Linked DNA regions of Homo sapiens: region 2 is linked to region 1. Evidence: read pairs that join two places in POLR2A ChIA-PET (ENCODE). Cell type or tissue: A673. All regions are shown on one strand.

Evidence for each region. Peaks named below come from ENCODE experiments on the same cell type or tissue, not always from the same donor. Only the 100,000 strongest peaks of a DNase experiment are listed, where the experiment ranks them.
Region 2: POLR2A ChIA-PET joins it to region 1 with 5 read pairs; 2 of 35 experiments call an interaction of 5 or more read pairs at or near these places.

The regions. Positions count from the first base shown.
Region 1 is chr4:147,148,064-147,156,063 of GRCh38, forward strand. No RefSeq gene overlaps it. Among named protein-coding and RNA genes, the nearest start is that of MIR548G, 190 kb to the right of the region's middle. In A673, no CTCF peak of the experiment used is centred here; no DNase peak of the experiment used is centred here.
Region 2 is chr4:146,394,880-146,402,879 of GRCh38, forward strand. The region is part of intron 5 of SLC10A7 (solute carrier family 10 member 7); the gene reads right to left. Among named protein-coding and RNA genes, the nearest start is that of MIR7849, 9.7 kb to the right of the region's middle. RefSeq lists an enhancer at 4,018-4,551. In A673, no CTCF peak of the experiment used is centred here; DNase peaks (open chromatin) are centred at 3,732, 4,192 and 6,592; H3K4me3 peaks cover 1,707 bases; H3K27ac peaks cover 4,759 bases.

The DNA of each region.
Region 1 (8,000 bases):
GCCGATTTAAACTCATTTCTACTTCCTTTTGACATGTTCGCAATATCCTTTTAGCACATCCTTACTTTCTGGCACAAGATGTCCTGTTTCGTATTTTTCCTGTCCCATCCTTGAAATTAGCTATTTTCTCAAGGAGCCCTGGCTCTTTTGCATGGAAAATGGTATTTAAAAGCCAAGATGTGAGTGTTAGGTGTGTTCATTGCTACTGGAGTGTCACTGCTCCCACCTCTCTCAGTGGAGAAAGCTAGGAAATATATGTATGTAATACACATACAGATAACTTCCATATCCATACATTTATATCTTTAATTATCTATCTTTCTTTCTGTGTATCTACCTATTTATCCATCGTCATATCTATTATCTATCAGAGTCCATGAGTTCACATGGACATTACATATCCAATCCAACAACTGGGTTTATTCTAGTTTTCTCCCTTTCTGTATTTTTAACTCCCTTCTCCAAAAGTGAGAAATCTGTCTCAATTATTTTTATTTATTTATTAGTTTTTGAGATGGAGTCTCACTTTGTCACCCAGGCTGCAGTGCAGTGGCACGACCTCAACTCATTGCAACCTCCGCCTCCCGGGTTCAAGCAATTCTCCTGCCTCAGCCTCCAGAGTAGTTGGGATTACAGGAAATCACCACCACACCCAGCTAATTTGTTCTGTATTTTTAGTAGAGACGGGGTTTCACCATGTTGGCCAGGCTGGTCCCGAAGTCCTGACCTCGTGATCCGCCCGCCTCAGCCTCCCAACATGCTGGGATTACAGGCATGAGCCACCGTGCTCAGCCCCTCAATTATTTTTTATGTATTTACTTAATTGATCCATCCCACTGTATGTAATCTGCCATCAGTCCTCCCCTGCGAGGCTGCCTCCTCTTCTCTGCACAGCTATGATTCCACAATCTGAGCTGCCCTTGCTTCCACGTAGACAGTTCCTCTCCTGCTCAGACTCTGACAGCTCACATCACATCTCTGTGAGGCATTGCACCTGACCCTGCTTGGGTTATCTCCCACCAGGCCACCCCCAACAAGGACATTCTTCTCTCCCTGCTCGAGCTCTGACATCCCACCCCAGGCCACCTTCCTTGGAGTTTCTTTTCCTGTCCTTCTCCAGCTTCCCCTCCACGTGGACTCACTCCTCACCCTGCTCAGGGTTGATACTCTATGCCAACTTCCCTCTGCCCCTCTGCATGGACGTCTTCCTAACTCTGATCAGGCTCAATCTCCTCACCAGTCCACCCCTGCAGGGATGCCTTTCCCAGCCTGCATGGATTCTGACACTGGACACCCTGCTGTGGACCATCTTCAACCTGCTTAGGCTCTGGACCACTGCAGTCCATCTCCGACACACACATACCTCGGATGCTTGCCTTGCTCTGCCCCACTTCACGATTTAGGACCGAATTTTTCAGGAAGGAAAGAGAAGAGCTCTGAAAGACTTTTAACAGAAAATAAAGGGCTTCTAGGATGTCTACAGACTTGTAGTTTGTCATTTTCTAATCTTAATGTTTATAACTAATATTTTAGTATGAATTATTAATTTATCTGAGGTGAATAAAATTCACTGAGTTCATTGGTATCTCATAAGATGTAAAACTAGTTCTTCTGATATTCTGGAGAAATGTTTATTTTATCTGATATCTGTCTTCTATGAGCAGATGGAGTGAGCCATTCATATTTTTTTTTCATTTTGAAGAAGACCGAGGTCTGGAAAAGCTTCAAAAATTGCGGGTCTATAGCAATTGATTAATAATTAATAGTAAGCCATGTGACATTCTAGCATGTCACTTAGTAATCACCATAGTTTTAAGGAAAGCTTACTGCTTAGTGAATGTCTTTTTCTGTTTTTCACTTCTCTAAAATCTTTTAATGCACCTTATTGGGTTTTGGTGTAAATTATGAATAAGAAAGACATTTTTCTCAGTTTTTATGAGGTTAAAAAATTGATTTATAAAATGTTAACTTTAAGAATTCATTCTTTTCATTTGGTTCACTGTGTCAAGTTTGTTTGGAAATGCGACCTGTGTGTGCCTGTGTGTCATCACTTTGCATGCAAGTTTTCTCCGGCCTCATTTCAATACATGTTGTGTTAAACTACTTACTAGTGTTTTTACATTTGTAGTTTTACATTTGATCCTATATTTATTCTGATTATCTAAAACATTTCAAAAAATAAAAATAAAAACATTCAATATTTAGTCACACAAACAGATACACTATCGATTTCTTTATTTTACCTTTCCTTTACGGTGTCATGAATGTATTTAAGTAATAATCAGTTGCAAAGTGAAGCTGTCGATTTGATTGTTTATTTTCCTAGAGCTCAAAAAAACAATGGCTCAGGCTTTACTAAATTTATTTTTTCCATTGAAGGTATTTTTTCTTCTTTTGTAAAATCTATGTGTTATCATTTCTTAAAACTAGCAAATCTCTAGCCCTATTTCTGCATGGAGCTCCATTTAAAGTAAGCTATTTTGAAATCCAATAGTGACCAAAGTAGAATGTCATTTTCCTCTTGGAGTAGGGACAAGGTATTTTCTCTTCCCAAATACGAATAGAAAGAAATTCATTATTTTTCTCTGATACTAACGTTATACATTTTACAGGCTTTCTTGTTTTTCAAGGATGTGGAAACTGCAGTAATTCTAGCAGCATATTTTCCTTCAATTTATTTTTTGGAAATCTGTTATTTAAAAAAATATATGAGCCTATATCAAACTCAAAAATTTTGTAAAATAATTGCAGTACAGGTTTCAATAATAGCTACAATACCCTAGATGTTTTATAATTTACTAGTTTTGTTATTAATGATTTCACCTTCTACTAGTCTAATTGATTCTGTTAAAGATGATGGCTACATGTATCCATCAGCTTTCAATCTTGTTAGAAATTTTTTGATACTTTTTCCTATCTTATCTTTTTTGTCTTATCTACAAACATACTTTTCATCTATTAATAGATATATGGGATTCAGGAGTAAAATTATCTTTTCTGCTTGCATTACAAAATGAAAACGAATGTGCACTCCTCCCTGAATGTAGTTTATGATTTAATAATGCCACAGCTTCTGGTCTTGTTGGTATTCTTACCTCTGCAAGCATATTTTGAGGCCACCCAATCTCATACATACCTCAGGTCACGTGGGTATCAGGAATAAATGGCAAATCTCGTAAGTGGTCTGCCTCTATGCACCACATCGAGTACAAGGAGAAATGCAAAATACACCTTTTTGCCAGTTTTTCATTCCACTGAAGCATTTCCTTTGGCTAACTCATGACAATTTGCATTTTCACTTAGAATACTTTAATACTTTTGCCAATCTAATCACTGAATATATATTCATTTTTAATTAATTGACCAGAAATTCTGTCTTTCATTTACAATATAAAATGTATAGACACATTCATACCCTCAACTACAATTCAATTATGTGTATAATTTTTATAATAATAGGCTTATGTAGCCTGTGATAGTCTATGAAAAATATCATTTAAAACAAATGTTATCCTATATTTAAGTATGGGAAATGTTTTGTAATATTTGATATAAAGCAGATGAAATATAGTATTATCATCAAAATCATATCTATTATACATTCTCCCACTTTTTCTGAAACTTAATTCACTAAACTCAAATGAATAAATTCCTCATAGGAAAAAAATATCTCTCATCTGCAATTGAATTATTGATTAGGTCTGGACTTGTAGTTTGGCATCATGGATTAGACATCCCTCTGGTTTTAAGGAATGTTAAATGTTACTATAAGTTGCTTAAGGTTTTTAAAGGAGGCACACTCTCTAGGAGTTGGAACTAATTTTTAACATTTGCATAAGGCACATGTCCAGTTGGTTGAACTGCTGACTTAAATCTATCTTTGAAAGAAAGAGTAAGGCTTGCACAAATGCAAAAAGGTCAAGTTATGCTAATGAGAACCATTTAGCCAGCTGCCTTATTGGCTAACTGGCTAATTGTCCAATAGCTGACACTTACTGGACATTATAATCAAAATGCAGTATAGGCAGTAAACTCCTATGTATCTATGGCTTTTAAACCCATAAGGTATGCAAGTAACCACTGTAACTTCCAGCTGCATTCAGCTTGGCGATATGTTAACCCAAAGATGTGTGTGTGTGTTTGAGGCAGCCCAGAGGAGGACAGAGGGGAAGAAATGGCTTATGTTGCTCAGCAGGGTCCCTGCTTATGGATTAGGAACAGGGACAAAGAAACAGCGCATGGAAGACAGTAGCCAATCCATGAAGATTTTGTCATAGGGTTGAGATGAAAGGAACAAAGCAGGAAAAGGAAAAGGGTTGGGAAAAAAAGATAGGAGGAGATAAAATCTTAACAGTGAACAGTGCTGATATATGAGAAGAGAAAAATGTATTTGCCAGTTTTCAAAAAGCTACATATATGGGGATAAGGTAGAAGAGCGACAGGGGCTGGGGAGGATCTTTTTTATTTGTACTAAGAATAACCCTGTACAATGTCATTAAATTTAGAAACTGACTTTACTGGACTTTGGTATTAATTTATAGTCTAAATTGAATTTGAAAAACAACAGCAAAAAGGTAAACTAATTTAAATTCTGGTCAAGGCTTCATATTAATTTTATAATTGCCAGGAATCCTACAGGCATGGACCCTCAGCTAGAGAATCCCCAAACTTGAAGGCTTATCAACTGTTCTTGGGACCCTCTTAATAAACCATGCCTAGAATGAATTAACCTTCTCCTCAGGCCCTATTTTGGAACTTCACTGATACATAGTTGTTAGGTAAGAATCTCTCTTGTGCAATTATATTCCGATATTGTTTTCATGTTTTAGGAGTACAGCTAGTAATTAGAAATAATTATTAACATCTAAATGATAAATGCTGCTGTATGGTATCTCCTAGCGTGGCCATATAGTAGCGCAAAGGAGAAATTGGACATTATACTAACAGTGGATTTGTGAGATATAAGAGAAGGTTGTCCTTTTAAACTAAAAGAAATATTTTTAGGGTTTAACAAGGAATACTCGATGAGGAGATAAACTTTTATAGTGTGCTATTAGACCAAAAGATTTTCTTATTTATTTAGCAAATATTTGCTGTTTCTAGATTGGTTTTGCCAGCCTTTCACAAACAATGTTTCAAAGAATAATGGTTCCAGCAATAAGCTAGTTTAAAATAAAAAGTTTCATGTTTAAATGATTGTGAGAATATGGGATATTAAATCCCCCTCTTGGAGATTCCCAATATATGCGACCAAAATAAAGGTTACGTAATGTTTATACAGCTATGAAAACCTCTTTAAAATAGTTTCATTTATTTGACCCTAAATACTTCCTGTATTTAACCTTAATAATTTCCTGTAACACTATTGTACTGCAACAATTTTAAAAGCTGATGTATTTTTCCATTCATCTGCTTATCCATTTTTTTCCTGATACCATATTATTTTAATTACCAGGAATTCAAATCAAGTTTAAATATCTCATAAAATCTTCTAAGCCATTATTTTTCTTCTCAAAACATTTTAGCTCTTCCTTGCATATTAATTTTTCTAAATTAATGTCAAGATATTTTCCAAGTTAAGAAAGAAACGTTGAGGTTTTTAAATTAGAATTCATTAATACTTTAAATTAAAAGGAAGAATAGATATATTTATTTGAATAAATCTATTCTTCAAGAACAGATTATATCTTCATTTGTCCCACTCATCATTTATGGAAGAGAAAATCACTCAGTACACTTTTAAAGTTTTCTTTATGTAGGATTCTTGCTTGTTGTTGTTGATATTGTTAGTGAGGTCTTCAGTTTCAGATAATAGAGTGTTTTTAGGAATTTAGAGAAAAATCTATTGACATTTTTCCCACATTTATTCTATACTAGCCAATTATCTGAACTATTGGAAAATTTGGTGGGATGATTTTTTGTTTTCCTAGATTAACATATTATATGAAAATAATAATAATCTTGTGTTTTATTATATATTATTATTGGTTGGTTTCTTGTTTCTGCTTTGTTTCTTATTGTATTGGTTTGAAATGGAAATGTTCATGGTAATGAAAGACATTCTTATTTCCCATGGTTTTTCACCATTAAAGATGAGATTGGCAATTGATTTGAGGTGGGCATTGGTTATCTTGTTAAATAATTATTCTTCAAGTCCTAGCTCACAGAGCTATACACAAACAGAGGCTTAATTTTTATCATGGGCTTTCAAAATCTTTCTCAATGATTTATCATTATTAACCTTTTGAAATAATTACATTATTTAATATTCTAATAAATAAATAACCCTTACATTCCTTGCTAACCCTAGTTAGCGATAGCGGATTGTTCTTAGATAGACCAAGGAATATGGCTTACTTATTGTTTAAGAATTAATATACATTCATAACAAGAATTGCTCTGAGGTTTTCTTTGGCTGGAGAGGGTGAGAGATAAGGAAAAGATCTTTTTCAGGTATTTTTGGCAGGAATATTGTCCATCATTCTATATGCTTCAAAATGATTTATTAATTTAACATATAGTATAAGAAGTATGAGCTCCTTTAAATATTCCTACAAATTAACCACAAAAATATATAACCTAGAGGCCGGGCGCGGTGGCTCACACCGGTAATCCCAGCACTTTGGGAGGCCGAGGCAGGCGGATCACGAGGTCAGGAGATCGAGACCATCCTGGCTAACATGGTGAAACCCCGTCTCTACTAAATATACAAAAAAAAAAATTAGCCGGGCGTGGTGGCGGGCGCCTGTAGTCCCAGCTACTTGGGAGACTGAGGCAGGAGAATGGCGTGAACCGGGGAGGTGGAGTTTGCAGTGAGCCGAGATCACGCCACTGCACTCCAGCCTGGGCAACAGAGCAAGATTCCATCTCATAAAAAAAAAATATATATATATATATATATATATATATACACGTACATATATATACATATATATGTGTATATACATATATATACATATATATGTATATACATATATATACACATATATATATCTAACCTAGAAATCTATAAGAAATTTTTATAAGTTAAAATTTTTGTTCCATAAGTATTGATCTGTTAAGATTTCTTTAAAAATTTTGTTTAAAATTGTGTGTGTGCATCAATGTTAGTAAAAGTTAGCTCCCTGTTAAAACAGATTCATCTGTTTTTTTGCATTGATAAGAAAAAGAGAATGCAAAATAGGTATCGTTGTAAAGAAGGATTTGGAGTCAAGTACACTTGAAGAACATTGAACTGAATAAATTTTAATAGGCTTGTTTACTGCAGAACTTCTCAGAACTCTCTATGTAAGAGAGTCCTTTGACTGTCTTAATAAGAGAGACATAAGCAGGTGGTAAGTCCCAAAATTATTTACTATGGAACTACTTCGCCCTGAGCATCCTGCAGATGGAATATACTTTGAGGAATGTCAACTTCTATCATACCCATCATATAGAAACAAATAGGTAGGTAGATAAACGGACAATTATGAGAAATTTTTGAAATATTGCTACAATTTGCCTATAAGTTTCATCAATATTTTTAAATTAATCATAATTTGTCTACATTTAAGGTTTTCTGCAATAAGTGCTTTCTTGATTGAATTTCCTTGTTCTTCATGGTTGTGAGTTGTGTAATGGTCACCTCAGGTCAGTCAACAGATCTTGAGAGTTCAACATAGCAGAGTATTCTTCTTTTGACCTTTTACCCTGGTCAGTATTTTCCCTTAGGCATTACTTGAATATTTTCCTTTTAGAAAGGGTTAGAAGTGCTGCTAATTGCCATTTAGGAAAGAGATTCTAAATGAACACTAACTAAAATAAACCATGACATATCAGAGTTGGGGATTATTAAAAAGACATTACCTAACTGAGGAAAAACATAGACACCTTTCTTATGTAACATTGCAATGGCCATGGCATTACAGAACCATCCTTAGCTAAAGATTTGTAGATGCTTTATCAATAATACACTGAAGACAGAGGCTGAATGTTTTCATTTTGGATAACTGGGATTTAAC
Region 2 (8,000 bases), 750 kb before region 1:
TTCCTAAAAACTCATGCCTTTTTAGAAATACATGACCTTTGTTCAGCTACAAGAAACATTAAAAGGGAATATTGTTCTCCAAACAACATTTCTACTTCTTCCATAAAGCCTTCCTTGATATTCTCCGTTTTCTCCTCTGAACTCTCACTCCATGTTTCCATGTCACCTCTCCTGCTATTACATGCTTCTCTATTAAAATGCAGTTTTGGCTGGGCACAGTAGCTTATGCCTATAATCCCAGCACCTTTGGAGGTGGAGGCTGGAGGACTGCCTGAGAACAGGAGTTTGAGACCAGCCTCAGCAATATAGCAAGACCCCCAACTCTACAAAAAAAGAAAAAAAAAATTTAACTTAGCCAGGCAATGTGGCTAACATAGTGCCAGAACATAGTCCCAGCTGTTCAAAAAGCTGAGGCAGGAGGATTGCTTTGGGCCCAGAAGTTCGAGGCTGCAGTGTGCCGTGATCATGCCACTGCACTACATTCTAGGTAACAGAGCAAAACACTGTCTCAAAAGAAACAAACAAATAAAACCCCCACACAGTTGCTACTATCTTGTATTTCATAGATTTATGTGTACATGGCTTCCTTTTTAAAGCAGAAGTTCATTCAGGCAGATTTTACATCTGAATATTTTTTGTAACCATTCCTTCCCCAGCACTTTTCATATTGGTGCACCTAATAGATAGAACAATTTACTGCACAAATAAATGACATGGCTGCTTGTGAGTGAACTGGAGTCAGGTGCTGACACATATATTTGCTCCCAACATACACTAACATCGGACATGCTTTTTAGTATTAATATGTAATAACGTCAATGAAAACCAAAACGAGTATATATATATATATTACACAATTACACAGCATGAATGTCTTGCTAGAGGAGTGTTACTACTTTGTTTGTTCAATATTTCAATATATTTTCTATCCCCCAAGTCACCTCTGTACATAGTACTTGTATTCAACCATACATGTCATTTGTTTTTCTTTGTTCAGTTTGAACTCTATAGAACTTAGCATACATGAAAATCAATGAGATGTCCTCATAAAAGTAAGCCAAGTTAGCCTTTGAATTTGAGACACTGATCATTCTTCTTTCTTTAAATGTATGTATCATGGATTGCTCTCATTATACGACAATCTACGAGGTTTTTCTCCCACATCCTTCCAATATTAATTATTTCTTCTCTCTGGCTCAGACATATTATATAAAAGGTTGCTTAATCATGTCTATCTGAAGAGGATTGATAAGGTAACTAGATTCTGGTATCATTTGACATTTTGTTCCCTAACTGAATCACCCTGCTTGGTTCAAGTCTTTGACTACAAAATGGGACCATTATGTTAACTTTTAAATAAAGGAATAACTAATTAAACCAAAGTAATTCAAAGGGCTTGCAACATGGAAAGAAACACAGATACTCATAGAAAAGTCTATTTTAGTGGAAAGAGAATATCTAAATAAAAATTTTCCTTCAAGTGATGGATATTTTACCAAAAGCTTTAAATCAAATAAATTATTTTTTACATTATGGTATGAAAGTCAAAAGCTCATGAAAGTAGAAAAGGTTGATAGTTTTAGATTACATTACCCTAAATAAAGAAGGAATTGTTGCTGACATCACCTTAAATATACTGCATATTGACATGTTTTTGAAGGAATTACAGTTGTGTGGAACAAGTCAAAATCAAATTTAGTTCAATCAGTTGCAGCACATTTTTTAAAAATAAAAACATATTAGGATACAAATACATGAAAAGGCCTTACCAACCTTACTCTTTATGTACCAAATTTTTAAATCCATGCTTATTTGCAAGCAAAAAAATATGTACTTTGGTAAAATTGTGGGATTATATATATTCAGAAAAAGAGTAATTGCACATACACACAAATTCCGGACCACTACTTCCTTTAAAATCACTGAAAAAAAAAAGCATTGAGGGACCAGCCCCTTTAGAAATTCAGTACAATATGTTTAAACCCATACAAAGAAAAGTCACCAAGATTTAAACACAAATAACAAAAGGAAAAGGAGAAAAAGAAAGAAGAGAATTAAGTCAAACACTCTGTTAACTGAATTCAGACTTTCGGCTTTTACAGGCCATTAATCTAATATATGCCAAATTAGATTTTCAAATTCCATAACATTTGATTTCTTTTCTAAAACCAGTTTACCCTCAATCCCAGAAGTTTTTCTTTCAAAGATAAACTACAATTCTAAGTGGAATTTCTATTCAACTAGGAATTCTGTTGTTTTTTTAAAGTATTTATGAATCATATTTATGATATTTACGATTTTACTCTCCCCAAACATTACTTTTGACTTTAATAAAGTTAAGACCGATGTAAGAACTAAAAGATGGTTTACTGTGTATTAAATAACGCTCATTTTAAAGCAGGGCCACTTGCACACTATATGTCAACTAAAATAATGTCAGAAAAGTTTTCAGACATCTGGGTATTTCTTCCAACTTAACAACTCAAACAACACCAAAATTATCCAGGAATTTCAGGATAAAATAGTTCTGCTTTAGAAACACATCCCCAATAATGTATATAATTGATCACTGGTAACCTTTCTCATTTGTGCTGTGGAGACAAAATCCTTGAGCTTGAAGAAACCATAACTATGTTCTGGTCTGCACGAGGGATAGTTTGCATAGGATTTTTAGCAGTTGGGGAGCTTGAAGCTTTCCTTCATATCCTGTTTAATGGGACTTCTAATTAATGTCACTCGTGAACTTTAAATTGCAGAGTGAGATCATCCACACACAATTCCTTCATTATGGCTAGTCCACTCACACTGAAGCAGTGTTGAAACATTAAGTCTGCAAGTTGTTCAAGAGCCAATAAATAAAGAACTGCAACAGGATGCCCAAGTAGTCCTTGTACAGTCAGTAAATTTAACGTGGCTTCAAAACAGGAGAGCAGAGGAAACACCTTTAGGAATTCTCTGGGGTATGATTTAACAATACAAAACAAGAGTGGAAACTAAAGCTGAAAGAAAAACTGGATAAAGCAATAACAAACGAAGTTGTTCATTTTGGGCAGAGACTCTGAGGACCAGAAGTTTAAGACATGAAGTTGTAAAGCAAAGTTCGCTCTTCAGGCAGCCCAGGTATATATAATGTCACAAGTGTCCAAAGATTTATTGACGTAGCATTGGAATTTTCTGCAACATCATGTAATCAGAACACAATAACTCTTAGGAGCGTCTTGACATTTCTGAAAATATGTGGATATGCATGTGAATGACTGTATGAATAGGGAAAAATATTCTGTTGTGTACTAAAAAATAGATAAATCTTTTTACATGAGTCAGTATCCTACAATTTGACATTTATTTTGGCAATAAAGTATCAATTAGGATATAAGGAAGAGCCATGTAAAAAAGTTAATAATTACATACACTCGTATATACACACATTTATACATACACAGAAAATGAATGTGTGGCATCCATTATAGCTTAAATATTTAGTTAACTTTCTGGTTAAAGATATAGTTAGAGAAGTAGTATCAAAAAGATTCTTCATCACAAAAGAAGTCAGAGAAGAAAAATTAAGATCAAGAAAAGCAGAAACACCAAAGGAGAATCTATATTCCATCAACTTCTTACCAAACCGTGGAATATTTGTTATAAGAAAAGTAGACAAGCCTAGGACCAGTGATCAGGAAGTCCTCTAATTTGACATAATAAGAAACAGATTTATGGACCACAGCATGCTGGAATTACTATTCTTCAGAAAAGAATCTGTGGGTGATGTCAAAAGACAAGAATAAAATGTGGCTTTGTAAAGGCTTTGAGAGGCAGAAACAAACAACAAGTACATCCTGAAAAAGGAGAAAAGAATGGAGAGAAAAAATAGCCAAAGTGGGAAAAGAGAAACTCTGCATGTGACTAGGTATCACAGACCAGTGACTGGTAAGACTCCCAAAGTCCCAGGGTTTTTGCTCTAGCTGAATCCTAGAAAAATGGTTCATTTATTCTACAGATATTTAGCACATACTAGGTGCCAGGCACTGTGTAAGCAGCAGGAGAACGGGAGTGAAAAAGGCAGACAAGGACCCGACTCTCTAGTGGAGATTGACAGGCAATGGGGAAATTAACAAGATTAACTTTTAATAGTGGTAACCTAGCTGATAAGAGAATAAACAGGGTAATGTGATAGAAAGCACTAGGGCGGTATTCAGGGAAGGCCACTGTAGAGCTGTCATTTGAGCTGACACTGGAGTGACAAGAGGAGCAAATCTAGTGAAGATCGGAGGAAAGAGTGTTCTAGACACAGGGGGTGGCTAGTTCAAAGGTTCTGAGGAGAAAACAGGCTTGAAATGCTTGAGGGGAGAAAGTCTTTGCTGCTGTGGTGAGCTGACTGTGGAGGGTGTAGCATAAGGTGGAGCCACAGAGGAAGGGCGAGCTAGATAACAGGGCTTACTGGTTGGGATAAGGAGTGTAGATTTTAACCTAAGGGCAATAGGAAGTTAAGAAAGGTTTTTAACACCAAGAAAGAGTTGGGAGAGAGTATGGGAATACAATGTAAACGTTTATATTATTTAAAGATTACTACAGCCAATGTGTGGAGTCAAAATTTCAGGGGGATTAGAGTAGAAGGAGGTGGACCAATTAGGGAATAATTACAGCACAACAGGCATAATTACAGCACAAGAGGCAAAATGAGTTAATGGCATCTTGAATTTGAATAGTCATAGTGAAGATGAAGAGAAGTTGATAAACTCAAGATACAGTTTGAAAATAGATCCGATAGCATTTTCTGATAAATCAGATACGGGGAGGGGAAGACAATGGAAAGAGAGAAATCAAGGAACATTTTTAAGACCACGTAACGGGGAGAGGCATTCACTGAATTAAGAAATATAGAGAAAGAAGCAGTTTAAGGATGGTGAGATCAAGACTTCTACTTTGCGCACAGTAAGCTTGAAATACTTTTTAGATATCTAGGATGGAACATAACGTAGGCATTTTGATGTATGAGTCCAGCATTTAAGAAAAAAATCAGTGTTGAAGATATCAATTGGCACAGAACAAGCATTTTGATGTTACATCAAACCACAGGGTTGGATGATTGGATAAATTTTCCTGGGAAGATACTGTAGACAGAGTAAAGGCCAGGACCCACAGCCAGGCCTGAGACCCTCTAACATTTAGAGGTTACAGAACCTATGTAGGGAATTGAGAAGGGGAGCAGTCAGTGAAGTAGACAAAAACCCCAGGAGAAAGAGGTATCATGGAAATGAAAAGAGAAACATGTTACAAGCAGCAAGTGATCAATATTGTCTACTACTGCCAAGTGTTTTTGTAAGATGAGGACAGAAAAATCACCACTGGATTTGGAAGATGGAGGTCACTGGTGACCTTGACAAGGGTAGAGCCTAAAGGCTGAGTAGAATGCTAGGGAGGCTTAATTAAATTGGGTATGGGGTGGGATTGGCACTGTTAAAAGTAGAAATTGGAACACTTGTTTCAAATTTTGCTTGAAAGAAGAGCATAAAATAGGGCAGTGGCTAAAGGGGTACTCGGGCGGTGTTATAAGAGCACGATCCAGTAGAGGTTCACAGTCATCCTATTCTGGTTTCTAGGCTTTAGTACAAATACCTAGGATGAAAAGCAGGATCTCGAATTACTTACTGAGTGACTTATCGAAACGTTTTCTGAACATCTACTAGATGTGAGGCACTGTGGTAGTAATTAGAATAGAACTAAGGATATGGGCTCTGAATTTCAGCACTTGAGCTCTTGCTAGGGAGCAGAACCTTCATCTGAGACTTGTGGAATTTTTCCACAAGTTTTTTTGGTTCCAAGGAACCAAAAAAGTAGGCTAAGCTCCAGGTCCTTCTGAACATACTCACCATTTGATGACAGACGTGAATGAATAGTGTGTCGATAAGGGTTTCTACCTTCCCTACAGATACATTGTTTACTTAAAGAACAAATTTTCTGGTCTTGCAGACATGAAAAGAAGAATACAAAATAAACAGAAGTGAGTCTGCATGCACTAAAAATTGCATAAAATGTATGTTGACATTTAGGGAATGAATATCTACTTACATATAAAAGTGTAAAGAAAATTAGCAACAAGAAAAATACTCCCAAAGTAACAAAGTAAAAAATGAAGATATCAATGAAAGAAAAGAAACTGCAAACACTGGATGACCCCAAGATTCAGAACAGCTAAAATTTGCTAGCTGAGTAAGGAATCAGAGAGGAGCATCAGCTGAAGTCATTCAGCAATGATCAATCAGTATTTTTCTGAGAGATCATAAGCTACTCTGACGGCAGGCGATAAAATCTTCTGGTTGGAAAGACCTTCTCTATTCTAATCTCCTGATTTACACTGGCTGCTGATCCCTTAGTAACCCTTAGTGCTTCACAATCCTCCTATACCCACTGTCCTCCCCAAATTATGGTTACTATCTGACTTGGTTCATCTTCTGGATGATGATGGATGACTTAATTACAGAAATGAAGGCAAAAATGAAATACAAAAGGAGAGGCCAGATATGAACAAAGGGGCAAACACACAGCCCTCTTACTATGGTTCCTTATTACTAAGCTTTGTATTTCCCAATGCCCAGGAGACCTGCATAACCACACTGGTGAGAGACGGAATAAAGAAAGAACAAAATGAGGGAAAGCAACACTTATTGCATGCCTCTTACACGCCAGTAACTCTGCCTAGGTTTTTCATGTTTTTTTTCAGGTTGGTTGCTGAACAATCCTGAGTTGCCTGTGGATGAGGAAACAGTGAACAAAAAGAGATAAGAGTCTTGCCCAAATTCACAGAGCAGCACAGACTGTGTGATTCGAAATACCACTATCTTCCCATTATAAAACACTGTGGATTCCATATGCTTGAAATATATTAAATCGAGAAGAAATAACATGGAAAATAGTAAGTCAAATAATATAGAAGTGTAACTTGTACTTTGGGGTGCTTTGAATCAGTATTTTTTGTTCAGTTTTCATAGGTCATCTAAGCTAATAATTAGATCAAAATAAACTTTATATTTTTAAAACCCAGATTAAAGATGATAATTAGGTATTAAATCTGTTTCAAATGGAATAAAAATTTACATCTATACCACCACTACAAAAAATGTACACATATAGACACTCAATTATTATCTTCATACCTAATTGAGAGTGAGTTGCAGACATGATACCCCATTGGTGGAGAATAGCATCTAGAAACCAAGATCCAGCATGCTAGGTACACTTATTGCTACTGGAGTGAAACTGATTTTAGGCTCTTTCAGTGGACACTGGTAGGAAAGATACATATGTGTATACACACATACCAATATCTGTTATATCTATTTTATATCTATCTATCTACATGTATTTTTAAAACATCAGGCAATACTGATACCTCTAATTTCAGTCAGCACCACAGGATGTATGCTAGTCTTCTCCCTTTCCATATTCATAACTCCCTTCTTCAACAGAGAGAAGTCAGGCTCCCATTACCCTTATTTCCTCATACCTCCTGCATGTAACCAATCTACTGGCCCTATCAGCCCCAACTGCCTCCTTACTCTTACCCACCTCCTGAGACTTCATCCCAGTCACCTCTTCAGCCCTGACCGCCTCCTGGGCCCAACACACCCGCTTGGTCCTAACTGCTTCCTCAGCCCTGACCCCACAGGCCACTCCAACCCTGGCTGCCTCAAGGGGAGGGAAGGAAACCAAAAACATGTTTTAAAAAACAGAAGAGGAAAGGGGAAAAAAGGGGGCAGGGGGACAGGAATAAGTAGCAGAAGAGCTCACCCTCATTCTTGAATGATGGTCTACTTGGGAATAATATAGGCTAGCAATTGTTTTCTAACTCCATTTCGCCTTGAAGACATTCCATTTTGGGGGGCCTCTATTACTGCTTTAGAGAAGCCAGCTGTCACACTAATTGTTGTTTATGCTGTTGTTGTTTTTTAGAAAGTTGTCTTTTCTCTCTGTTTCACCTGAAGATTTTCTCTTTGAACAGT